Linked DNA regions of Homo sapiens: region 2 is linked to region 1. Evidence: chromatin contacts called from ENCODE Hi-C or POLR2A ChIA-PET data. All regions are on one chromosome and are shown on one strand. The core of a region is the stretch at or near the end of the contact, and the rest is flanking DNA. Distances in the headings are between cores, read along the strand shown.

The links. Hi-C counts contacts between places; a loop is a spot of excess contacts on that map. ChIA-PET counts read pairs that join two places held with the same protein, here RNA polymerase II (POLR2A).
Region 2: a loop to region 1 is called in a map of natural killer cell, with 5 times the contacts of the local background. The contact joins two enhancer-like sites. A Hi-C loop is called at or near these places in 1 of 168 maps with a recorded cell type or tissue (natural killer cell). POLR2A ChIA-PET finds 5 or more read pairs at or near these places in 2 of 52 experiments (CD4-positive, alpha-beta memory T cell and activated naive CD4-positive, alpha-beta T cell).

The regions. Positions count from the first base shown.
Region 1 is chr13:30,144,090-30,149,427 of GRCh38, forward strand. No RefSeq gene overlaps it. Among named protein-coding and RNA genes, the nearest start is that of LINC00384, 6.3 kb to the right of the region's middle. RefSeq lists an enhancer at 1,936-2,365. Within about 2 kb of position 2,767, at least 3 of the 41 ENCODE cell types and tissues checked have a DNase peak (open chromatin) inside an H3K27ac peak, as active enhancers do; they include natural killer cell, where a contact is called at or near this core.
Region 2 is chr13:29,899,884-29,905,221 of GRCh38, forward strand. No RefSeq gene overlaps it. Among named protein-coding and RNA genes, the nearest start is that of LINC00297, 14 kb to the left of the region's middle. Within about 2 kb of position 2,593, at least 10 of the 41 ENCODE cell types and tissues checked have a DNase peak (open chromatin) inside an H3K27ac peak, as active enhancers do; they include natural killer cell, where a contact is called at or near this core.

The sequences.
Region 1 (5,338 bases), core at 1,517-4,016:
TACACCCTATTCCTGCAAGTAGGAAAGAGAAAGGAAATAAAAGGGCACAGCCCCTCTTCTTAAACTTCCACTTCCTGGAAGTTGTAGCCACCACTTCTGCTTACATTCCATTGGCCACAATTCTGTCACATGGCCATGCCTAGCTGAAAGGGAGTCTGGACAATGTAGTCTTTAATACAGGCAGACTGTCTTGTGCCCAGCAAAAAACTGAGGTAAGTTCTAAAAGGAGGGGAGAATGCATAGAAGTCTGTGCCACAGACCTCCACCACCCCCCGTGCCATATACATGTGTATTAGTGTCCCAGACAAGGTGCAAGACCCTAAGTGGATATCCACTTTGGAGTCCCTAATTACCGGGGTGGACCCCTCCCAGTCTATTTTGATGAAGACCTTATCACCTCCACACCCATCTGCAGAACCAGACAGTGTCTCAAAAAGTGCAGGCTGGAGCTGCTTGTTAAAAATGCAGGCTCCCACACTCACTGGATTCACATCTCTGGGGGCAAGCCCTGAGAATCTGAAATTCATGCACACTTTCTAGGTCATTCTTATACACGCAGAAATTTCATGTCCACTATTTAGTCTATTTCAGAGAAATTAGGGGAAGAACACTTCTACACTGCTAGACCTAAGGATAGTAGAACTAACAGTAATTGCTGAGTTGGAAGGAGAAGGTGTTCAGGAGATTGTTGGTTGTGACATCTGGGAGTGCCACTCACAAGTTGTCTAGCACAGCATTGGGGAACTGGTCCAAGATTTTCAAGACAAGATCTGCTGTCTTCTGGTAATCAAATAAAAATCAGTGGTCATTGGAAGAGAAAGTAGCCTTCTCCACTGCAGCAGGGAAGGGAAGTGAGGAGACCACCATGAGTGAAGAGCTGACCACCCCCAAGAAAGCCAGAGAGCTGCTGGTGCCCTCTGAGAAAAGGAAGAAGAGGAAGAAGAAAAGAAGGTGAAATGAAGGTCGAGCACCAAGCTCTTCGCCAGACTGAGGTTTAGGAAGCAAAGACTCACCATCCATGTAAGTTGATTCCCAGCGGGGACAGAACTACCATTTGGGGAAGGAGACATTTCTAGAAGCCATAATGCAGGAATGTCACCAGGGACACTAGACGTCCTGAAACGTGAGGGACCACCCACACAATGAAGAGTTTTCTCGAGTCCTTGGGATATTGATGTTTACAATCATCTAAGCTTAGAAACAAACTGCATTTTACATAAAAACACGAAGCATTTTTGAACTGTTTAAATATAAACTGAAATTTTCAGAAGTGCAACTACCAAGTTTATTTCAGAACCCTCCCAAGAGCTGTTCACAATTTCAGAAATACATGTCAACAGCGGCTCCGCTCATGGCATCCGACTTGTGATTGGAAAAGTTCAGTCTGCATTTGTGGTCCCATTCATAGTGACTTTACACGTATGTCCAAGCTTCTGAGCTCCTTGTTAGGTTGTCTGGTTAGACATGCCTGAGCCTTTATATTTTTTTAAGTGGAATGTATTATTATCAATTCCTTTCCTTATAGTTTCTATTTATATTAATGTTAGAGTAATATAAGGATTTTTTAAAAATCTATTTCAGGAAAATAAAGGAAAGTTACAAATGACAAAAAGTATTTGTCATTACGGGGGCCGTGGGGGGTCTGGGGAGAACCTCTGCCCAGATGTGGCCCGAGGTTTTCCTTGGTATGAATGAGGCTGCTCATGACCCCTAGAGACTCTGTTGCAGCCACAGCTGATCTGGTTTACGAAGGCTTGTGCCCACCCAGCTGGCTGCCTTCAGTTTACTCTGGAGTTGTTGGCATGGACCCAGCTCTCAAAACATCCCCCCGATCAGCATCCATTGTGCAATTTATCTCAATGTGGCTATAGACTCAAGCGAGAACAGGTAGATCGCAGGGAACAAGCTTGGTCTATGCAGCAGCAGAAGGATATGGATTTGAGCGGCCCCCTGGCAGAGGCTGTTTCCGACTCAGGCCTCCAGTTGTCCCCTAGGCCTCTCTCAAGAGGATTCTCGTCAATTTGACACAGTCATTTTGTTACCAGGGACATTCCGACACACTCGCTTTACTCTTGTTTTGACCCGAGGACATTTTGATATGAACAGAAACCATCAAGCTTTCAACTGTGTTTATCACCAAGTAAGGAATGAAACAGACACTCACCCACACCTGGGCCTCACTGTGTCTCATATCATGCTGAACCCCTACCCTCTGGGAACTGGAATGCTTTAAGGCTCAGGAAAGGCTGCTGTACCAATTTATTTGCAGTAGAAGTCTGTTTTTAGGCTGGGCATGGTGGCTCATGCCTGCAACCCCAACACTTTGGGAGGCCAAGACAGGAAGATCACTTGAGCCTAGGAGTTCAAGAGCTGCTTTGCAACACAGCAAGACCCCGTGTCTAAAAAAAAAAAAAAAAAAAAAAAAAAAAAAAAAAAAAAAAAAAGCTGGGCATGGTGGCACAAGCCTGTAGTCCCACTGTCCCACTTACTCAGGAGGCTGAGATGGAGGGATCACTTGAGCCCGGAAGGTTGAGGTTGCAGTGAGCTATGATCATGCCACTGCACTCCAGCCTGGGTAACAGAGCAAGACCTTGTCTCAAAAAAAAATTTGTTTTTACAGTTGGTATAGGTCTTTCTATATAGAAGAGACACTCAAAATGATCTCACCAAAGTTTCCAGAATCTCTCATTTCACCCCAACACCAGAGGAGAGGAAACAGGGCTAAGAAATGAAAGACCCCAGAAAGAAGTGTCCACTTGGCTGATGCCAGCTGAGCAGGAAATACACGGAAGGCTCGGCAGGGTGACAGGCAGATGGGCTGCTCTTACCACCTGCCCCTGCCTCACGGTGGAGAAGGTCAAGGAGCTAGATGCGACCCTCTAGCTCAGTGGTTCTCAACCCGGGCCTCACATTGGCATCACCTAGGAAGCTTTAGAAAAGTACAGATACCTGAGTCCCACCCCAGAAATTCTGCTGTCATCAGTCTGGGGCGTAGCTGAACATGGGTCTTTTTAAAATCCCCCCTACATGATTTCAGTGTGCAGCCCCCATCAGGAGCCTCTGCTAGAGCTGCCATCACAGCCTCTCCAGCACGCCTTTATTCTGGCATTTTCTATTTCTTCTTACTCCAGGGAGAAGGCTTTGGTGATTAATTCCCAAGCAAAACCGTTCATTACTCCTTAATAAGATGAATTTCTATCACCAACAATAAGTCAGCCTGTCTCTGCCTCCCTTCTGCTCTTGAGAAATCTCTGTGTGTCACCCTCTTTCTTCTCTTCAAACTCGTTTATACAGCCATCCTGGCCATCATAAGGTTGTTGTTTTGTTTTGGGTTACTTTTAGGGGGTGGCATGGGGAGGGGGTCATTGGGGAGGCGGCTAATGGCCAATACATCAAATTTAACCCAAGCAGATGTTGCAGAACTGGGAGGTTTGAGGCACTTGAGGAAGTCTTTCTAGGGCCTGGCTCTGAGCAGGACTCCCCTAGAGGGCCCTGGGGAGCCTTGGGCTGGCACTTGTGTTTGCAAAGTCCAAGGAAGAAACCACCTCTCATGCCTTTCCCTTAGGGGTTGTGTGACATCCATCCAGCTGTAAGTCAAAGTTACTTCCCCTTTGTTTTATGTTCCATCTTGATTTTAAACTATTATTACATCTGTTAGAGAGTACACTGTGCCTCCCAAAATGGATATGTTGAAGTCCTAATCCCCGCTACCTCTGAGTGTGACCTTATCTGGAAATAGGGTCATTGCAGATATGACGAGTTAAATTAAAATATGGTCATACTGGAGTAGGGTGGGCTTTTAGTCCAGGGCAACTCATGTCCTGATAAAAAGATGGCCTTGTGAAAACACACACATGAAAATGCCTTGTGAAGATGGGGGGTTGGAGTTGCCCAGCTGTGAGCCAAGAAACCCCAGAGATTGCCAGACACTCCAGCAGCCAAGAGAGGGGCAGCAAACAGATTCTCCCCCAGAGCCCTCAAGAGAGCACAGCCCTGCAAACCCCTTGATTTGGTACTTTCAGCCCCAGAACTGTGAGATAATAAATTTCTGTTGTTTTAAGCCACCCAGTTATAGTTTGGGTACTTTGTTACAGGAAATACAACACCCAGTTATAACGCCCACTTTTGTTTGTTTAAAAAAGGCAGGAAATTGTGGTAGTTGAGAGCACAAGCTTTAGAGATCAGCAGAGCTGGGCTGCACTCCCTCCTTGGCACTGACTGGCTCTGTGGCCTGGGTAAATAACTTGACACTTCTGAGCCTCAGTTTTTTCACCTGTGGAATGGGGCTAATAGAACCCTACATAGTAGAGCTGCTATGAGACTTGACATAGATGACATCTGAGAATGACTCACCCAGGGCCTGGTACTCATAGCCTGAAAAGCATGGGGCAAAGATGGGGCTTTGGGCAGGGGATTAGGAACATTAAGTCCACCTATGCGGAGGCACTTGGCTTAGGCCCAGGCCCCAGGTGGCGGGTGTCCATCTGGATAGTGGAAGGCAGAGGTCGGGCCAACTTCCTGCCTTCCTGAGATGCTGTCAGGGTGGAGGAGATGACGTGTGGAAGTCCTTGGAGTGAGCTGCCACGTTAGCACCAAATCACCAGCACGATCATTCCTTCCATTTGTCACTGACGATTTTATAGTCGCAACAAGACAGTTTTCAGTGTGAGGCGGGCCTCAGTTCACACCCCAGGCATCTGGCTGTCATGCAGCCACAGCAAACCTATTCGCTTGGGTCTTACTGCTTAATTATTGCAACTGGCATGGCTTCGGGTACCTTGAGAGCCCTTGGACATATACCATACGTTCTGGGCAGGAAGCTCTCCTGGCGTGAGGATGCTGCTTGTCACTCCAGCAGCTCCCCTCTGTTAAGTGGTGGATCTTCTCCAAATGCGCAGCCCCAAATGCACAGGAAGCCAAAGCTTGGCACTCAGAGCTGCCAGTGCCTTGCTCACGCAGGACCACTTGTCAGCCAGGCCGTCCAGCATTTGTCACCAGTGGTGATTCTCAGCCTGGCAATGGGAAGAGGCAGGCGGATGGTGAGCCAGGGAGCCAGTCTCATGTTTCACATTCTGGGAAGCCAGATTTGTACAAAATAGATCGAATCCAACAGTCCTTCATCCCCCAGGTCCAAGTGAAGAGCTACGTCCTGTGCCCATGCAGGTTGGCTCTTGGTATAGAGCCAAGGAGAGCTTGACTCCTTCCATCAACCAACCTATATTTATTGAGCATCTACTATGTGCCAGGGGCTGTGCTCAGCCCTGGTGATGCAGAAATGGGGAAGACTAGGGGAACCTCAGGAAGCACTGCATGCTCAGGCAGGGACAGCAAGATCAGG
Region 2 (5,338 bases), core at 1,343-3,842, 240 kb before region 1:
AAATACCACATTTTCTTTATCCATTCACCCATCAATGGACACTTAGGTTGATTCCATATCTTGGCTATTGTGATTAGTGGTGCAATAAACATGGGACTGCAGATATCTCTTTACCATACTGATCTCATTTCCCTTGGATATATACCCAGTAATGGGATTGCTGGGTCATATGGTAGTTCTATTTTTAATTTTTTGAGGAACCTCCATATTGTTTTCCATAATGACTGTACTAATGTGTGTCCCCATTAACACATTCCCATTGACAGTGTACAAGGGTTTCCTTTCTCCACATCCCTGCCAACGCTTGTTATCTTTCATCTTTTTCATAATCGCCATTCTGACAGGTGTGAGGTGATATCTGATTATGGTTTTAATTTGCATTTCTCTAATGATTAATGATTTGGGCATTTTTCATATACCTGTTGGCCATCTGTATATCTTCTTTTGAGGAATATCTATTCATATCCATTGCCTATTTTTAGTCTGGTTATTTGCTTTCTTACTGTTGAGTTCTTTGCGTTCCTTATATATTTTGAATATTAACCCCTTATTGGATGTGTGGTTTGCAAATATTTTCTTCTATTCCATAGGTTGTCCCCTCACTCCATTGTTTTCTTTGCTGTGCAGAAGCTTTTTAGTTTGATGCAATTCCATTTGTCTAATTTTGTTTTTGTTGCCTGTGCTTTTGGTATCATATCCAAAAAAAATCATTGCCCAGACCAATGTCATGGAGCTTGTCCCCTATGTTTTCTTCTAGTAGTTTTACAATTCCAGGTCCTACATTTAAGTCTTTAATCCATTTTGGTTAGATTTTTGCATGTTGTGTGAGATAAGGGTCCAATTTTGTTCTTCTGCAAGTGGATATACAGTTGTCTCAGTACTATTTATTGAAGAGACTGCCCTTCCTTCATTGTGTGTTCTTGGCACTTTCATTGAAAATCAATGGACCACAAATGCAAAGATCTATTTCTGGGCTCTCTGTTCTGTTCCACTGGTCTGTGTGTCTGTTTTTATGCCAGTACCATACTTTTTTTTCTCTCTCTCTTTTTAAAATCAGCTGAATTTAAGATTCAAGTACAATACTGTTTTGATTACTGTAGCTTTATAGTATAGTTTGAAATCAGGTACTGTGATGTCTCCAGCTTTGTTCTTTTTGCTCATTATTGCTTTGGCCATTTGGGGTCTTTTGTGGTTTTGGACAAATTTGGGGATTATTTTTCTATTTCTGTGAAAAACGTCATTGGAATTTTCATAAGGATTGCATTGAATCTGTAGATCACATTGGATAGTATTAACAATATGCCAACAATAGCAAGTTTAGTTTCTTATTCTGACTCCCTCTTCCATCTTGAATGGGATCATGAAAGACTCTTTGCATGCATTGGGTGTGTTTGGGGTAGTGCTGAGGTGATGTTACTCTTTAAAAGCATCCCAGTAATCCTTTTGTAAGGTTGAGAATCTCATAATTTGTAATCTTTTGAGTGTAGGTTTCCTTAGAATGAAGCATGCTTGCATCAATTCTAATCCAATCTATTGTGGTGTTTCATCATCTCCCACATCACACAGAACTGATGAGGTAACACCACATTTTACTGAGCGCATTTTTATGATACTTAATTTTCAATGGCAATTATTATAAAATCTAAATTCAAGGTCTGAGCCTAAATTTTAGGACACTTGGCACCCAATTCAATATATCAAATATTACAAAATATTTATCATATCCTCTGTAGTTGCCTCTCTTGATGCCAGGCCAGATGTCACCTTATCCATCAGAGTACACCTTGCCCCTGGGCTCACATGTGGCCTCAGACACTTTCTCAACACAGCACTTCATGCGTGCATGAAAAAATAATCAGAATTGGCGCGAAAAACCTGTTTGCCAGCTCTGGAATCTATCATTTATCAGTAAATTCCCCTGCAATTTGATCAGCTTTAGGCTGATAAGAAATCAGTGATGCAGTCATTGGTCTAGAATGCTGTGTCTGAGCCTGGCCAGAGCACATTTCTAGAAGACGGAATCAGTGTTCTTTAACCAAATGAATGTCATCATTTTATCCCTTCACTACAGGGATATCAGAGAGACGCCATAACAGGGTGGAGTCAGACACACCTGAATCAAATTCCAATCTTGCAACTTACTTGCTATATAACCCTGAACAAATTACTTAATCTCTCTCAGCTTCAGTTTCCATAGCTGCAAAATGGGGTAATAAAACCTCCTTTAGATAGTTGACATGTGGTTATAGCAGGAAATATCAACATAACGCCTAGCACATTGCAAGCATTCGATTAATGGTAGACTGTAGTTATACAATTTTCAACAGCTGTGACTAGCAGGTATTAGGTTTTCCTGTGATGGAATTTAAATAAAGACATATATTAGTCATTGAAAACATAACCTCAAGCCTCCAGTTGAAACCTATGAGGATGATGTCCATCATATAGGCAACTAAAGCAATCTCAATTGGGCTGTTTTCCCACTTTCTATCCAAAACATAGCTATTTGGACAGGATCCAAAATTAAACCCTTAGGAAGCGATGAGAAAAGCAGCCAGCTGTTGTCTGCATAACTGTGGTTAACCTCTCAGCCACGCCTCTTTGGGCATTCCTCTCCAGAGAAGCAGAAAAACATGAGACACAACAGATTCAACTGCAAAATAAGTCCTTTTGACCCAGGAGATCCTGGAGGCGGCTGACATCGCAAGCAGCCTTGCTTCCCACACAGCTGTGTCCAGGCCTGATACATTTGATAAGGAGAGCTCGTCTGCAGCATTACTACCTTCTCAGCTAAAGATGATGTAGGGAGGAAAAAAGAAGAGAAGAGGAAAACGAAAGAAAATGAGTGTCATTGTATGTAGGAAGTGTTTGTTCTAAGTGCATCGTGTGGACATCTAATGCTGCCTATCAGGTGACATCATTGATAACCATTTAGGATTCCCAGAGTATCTTTTGGCAAACTTATGTTGGGCTGTGAGGACTGGGCTGTAGCCATTTCATAAGAGCACAAAGACAACTTGATCAAAGAACATAAGCAAGAAAGAATGGAGATATTTTTTAATTTGAGTTGTTTTACTTCCTTCTGGAAGCCACTTGGAATGGACACTTCAAATCAATACAATATTGGATCAAGAAGACTGCACATTTCATCCTAAGAGTGGAATCATTCAGTGCAAAGAAATAGGCTGTGGAAAGTCCTCTCCATGGGGTGATGGAGTTGCCTTGCACTCTGTGCTTCCCTAGAACAATGAGCTTCTTCCACACACTATTGTTCTTTTTTTTTTTGTAGAGATAAGCTCTCGCTCTGACACCCAGGCTGGAGTGTGGTGGCACAATAATGGCTCATAGCTCACTGTAGCCTTGACTTCTGGGGCTCAAGTGATGCTCTCACCTCAGCCTCTTGAGTAGAGGACCAGAGGTGTATACCACCATCGTGGCTAATTTTGTTTATTTTTTGTGGAGACAAGGTCTCACTGTGTAGCCCAGGTTGATCTTAAACTCCTGAGCTCAAGCAGTCCTCCTGCCTTGGCCTCCCAAAGTGCTAAAATTATAGGCATGAGCCACCAGGCCCACCTCACACACTACTGTCCTTTTTTTTTTTTTTAAAAAAAAAAATAATGTTTTTAGAGATGGGGGTCTTGCCATGTTGCCCACACTGGCCTCGAACTTCTGGTTCAAACAATCCTCCCACCTTAGCCTCCCAAAGTACTGGGATCACAGTTGTGAGCCACTGTGCCCAGCTGAAATACTTAACAGCAATTCCTTTCCAGCTCCACTGCAACACACCCATGCATAACACCTGTGGTCCTCGAACTTTAGCAGTTACAGGAATCATCTGGAGGGCTTGTTAAAATGCACATTGCTGAGCCACACCCCTGGAGACTTCAATTCTGCAGTCTAGGGGTTGACTCTGAGAATTTGCATCTCTAAGAAGTTCTCAGGTGATGCCTGTGCTTCTAGTTCTGGACCCATGCTTTCAGAACCACTGCTTTGAGGACTGGCCACACACCCGCACCCAGCTGGGGTTAATTAACTGCATGAATGAATGAGTGAGTGATAAACAAATAAATGAAAGTGTGAAAGTCCTCCTTAGCAGTCTCCTTGATATTCTCAGGATTAATATTTTTGTCTTTTAAGTATATCCTCTGCAAAACACACTCCTGCAGTAAAAGTAAGCCTGTTACTTCAATTTGAAGACCGCCTTTTTCATCCTGCCAGGCCAGATATCCTATGATAAATAGTTTAGTTTTTCTTGCTGATTCCAGGGCACATAAAGTTCTCAACTGTGAAGGTGCCAGAAGCTTTCTGGATTCAAAGTGTCTATCCAGATGGACAGACTGGGGAGCCAGGCTCTTCATTGCTTTCTCTGCTCTAAAAATTCTCAGCATTTCATTTGAACACATCAAAGCAGGCTCAGATTAAAGACAAAATGAGCTTGACACAACAAAAATGGTGCCAGCTTGGACTCCATGACACGTTAGCCTCGAGAAGGCCGGTCTGGGGCCATTGGCCAGCGAAGAATTCACCTGGAGAGCCTGCTGCTGCTCTGTCTCTTGGCCTTGGTGTGAGCATTTTTCACCCAAATTGGGCCACTTCTTATCCTTGTAACAGTGTAACAGCAGATTCTGTCACCCATGGCTGTTTCCCAGCTGTCTGTAGACATGTCTCATAGAATCACGTTTGTTCTCAGTTCATTTTAACAATTAATCATATTTTATCATTATAATAGTACTACATAATTGCTATAGAAAATACAGAAGAGTAGAAAAAAAGGGAGAAACCATTTATAATCCTACCATCTTAGATATAACCCTGTGGATATCGACAGTTCATATATATATATATATATATATATATATATATATTTTTTTTTTTTTTTTTTTTTTTTTGAGACAGTCTTACTCTGTAGCCAGGCTGGAGTGCAGTGGTGCGATCTTGGCTCACTGCAACCTCTGCCTCCAGGGTTCAAGTGATTCTCCTGCTTCAGCCTCCCAAGTAGCTGGGACTACAGGTGCGTGCCACCACGCCCGGCTAACTTTTTCTACTTTTAGTAGAGACGGGGTTTCACCATGTTGGTCAGGATGGTCTTGATCTCTTGACCTCATGATCTGCCTGCCTCAGTCTCCCAAAGTGATGGGATTACAGGTGTGAGCCACCGCCCCTGGCTGATAATTCATATATTTTCAGTTAAGATTCTACACTTAGGATTATTTGTCTGTAATATACATGTGATGAATATATACATATATATCTTCTGAAAAGCACACTTTCTACAGAAAAGGATGGAAAATTGTTTTCCAGTTTAAAGACTATCTTATTTTACCCAGTTAACCAACCA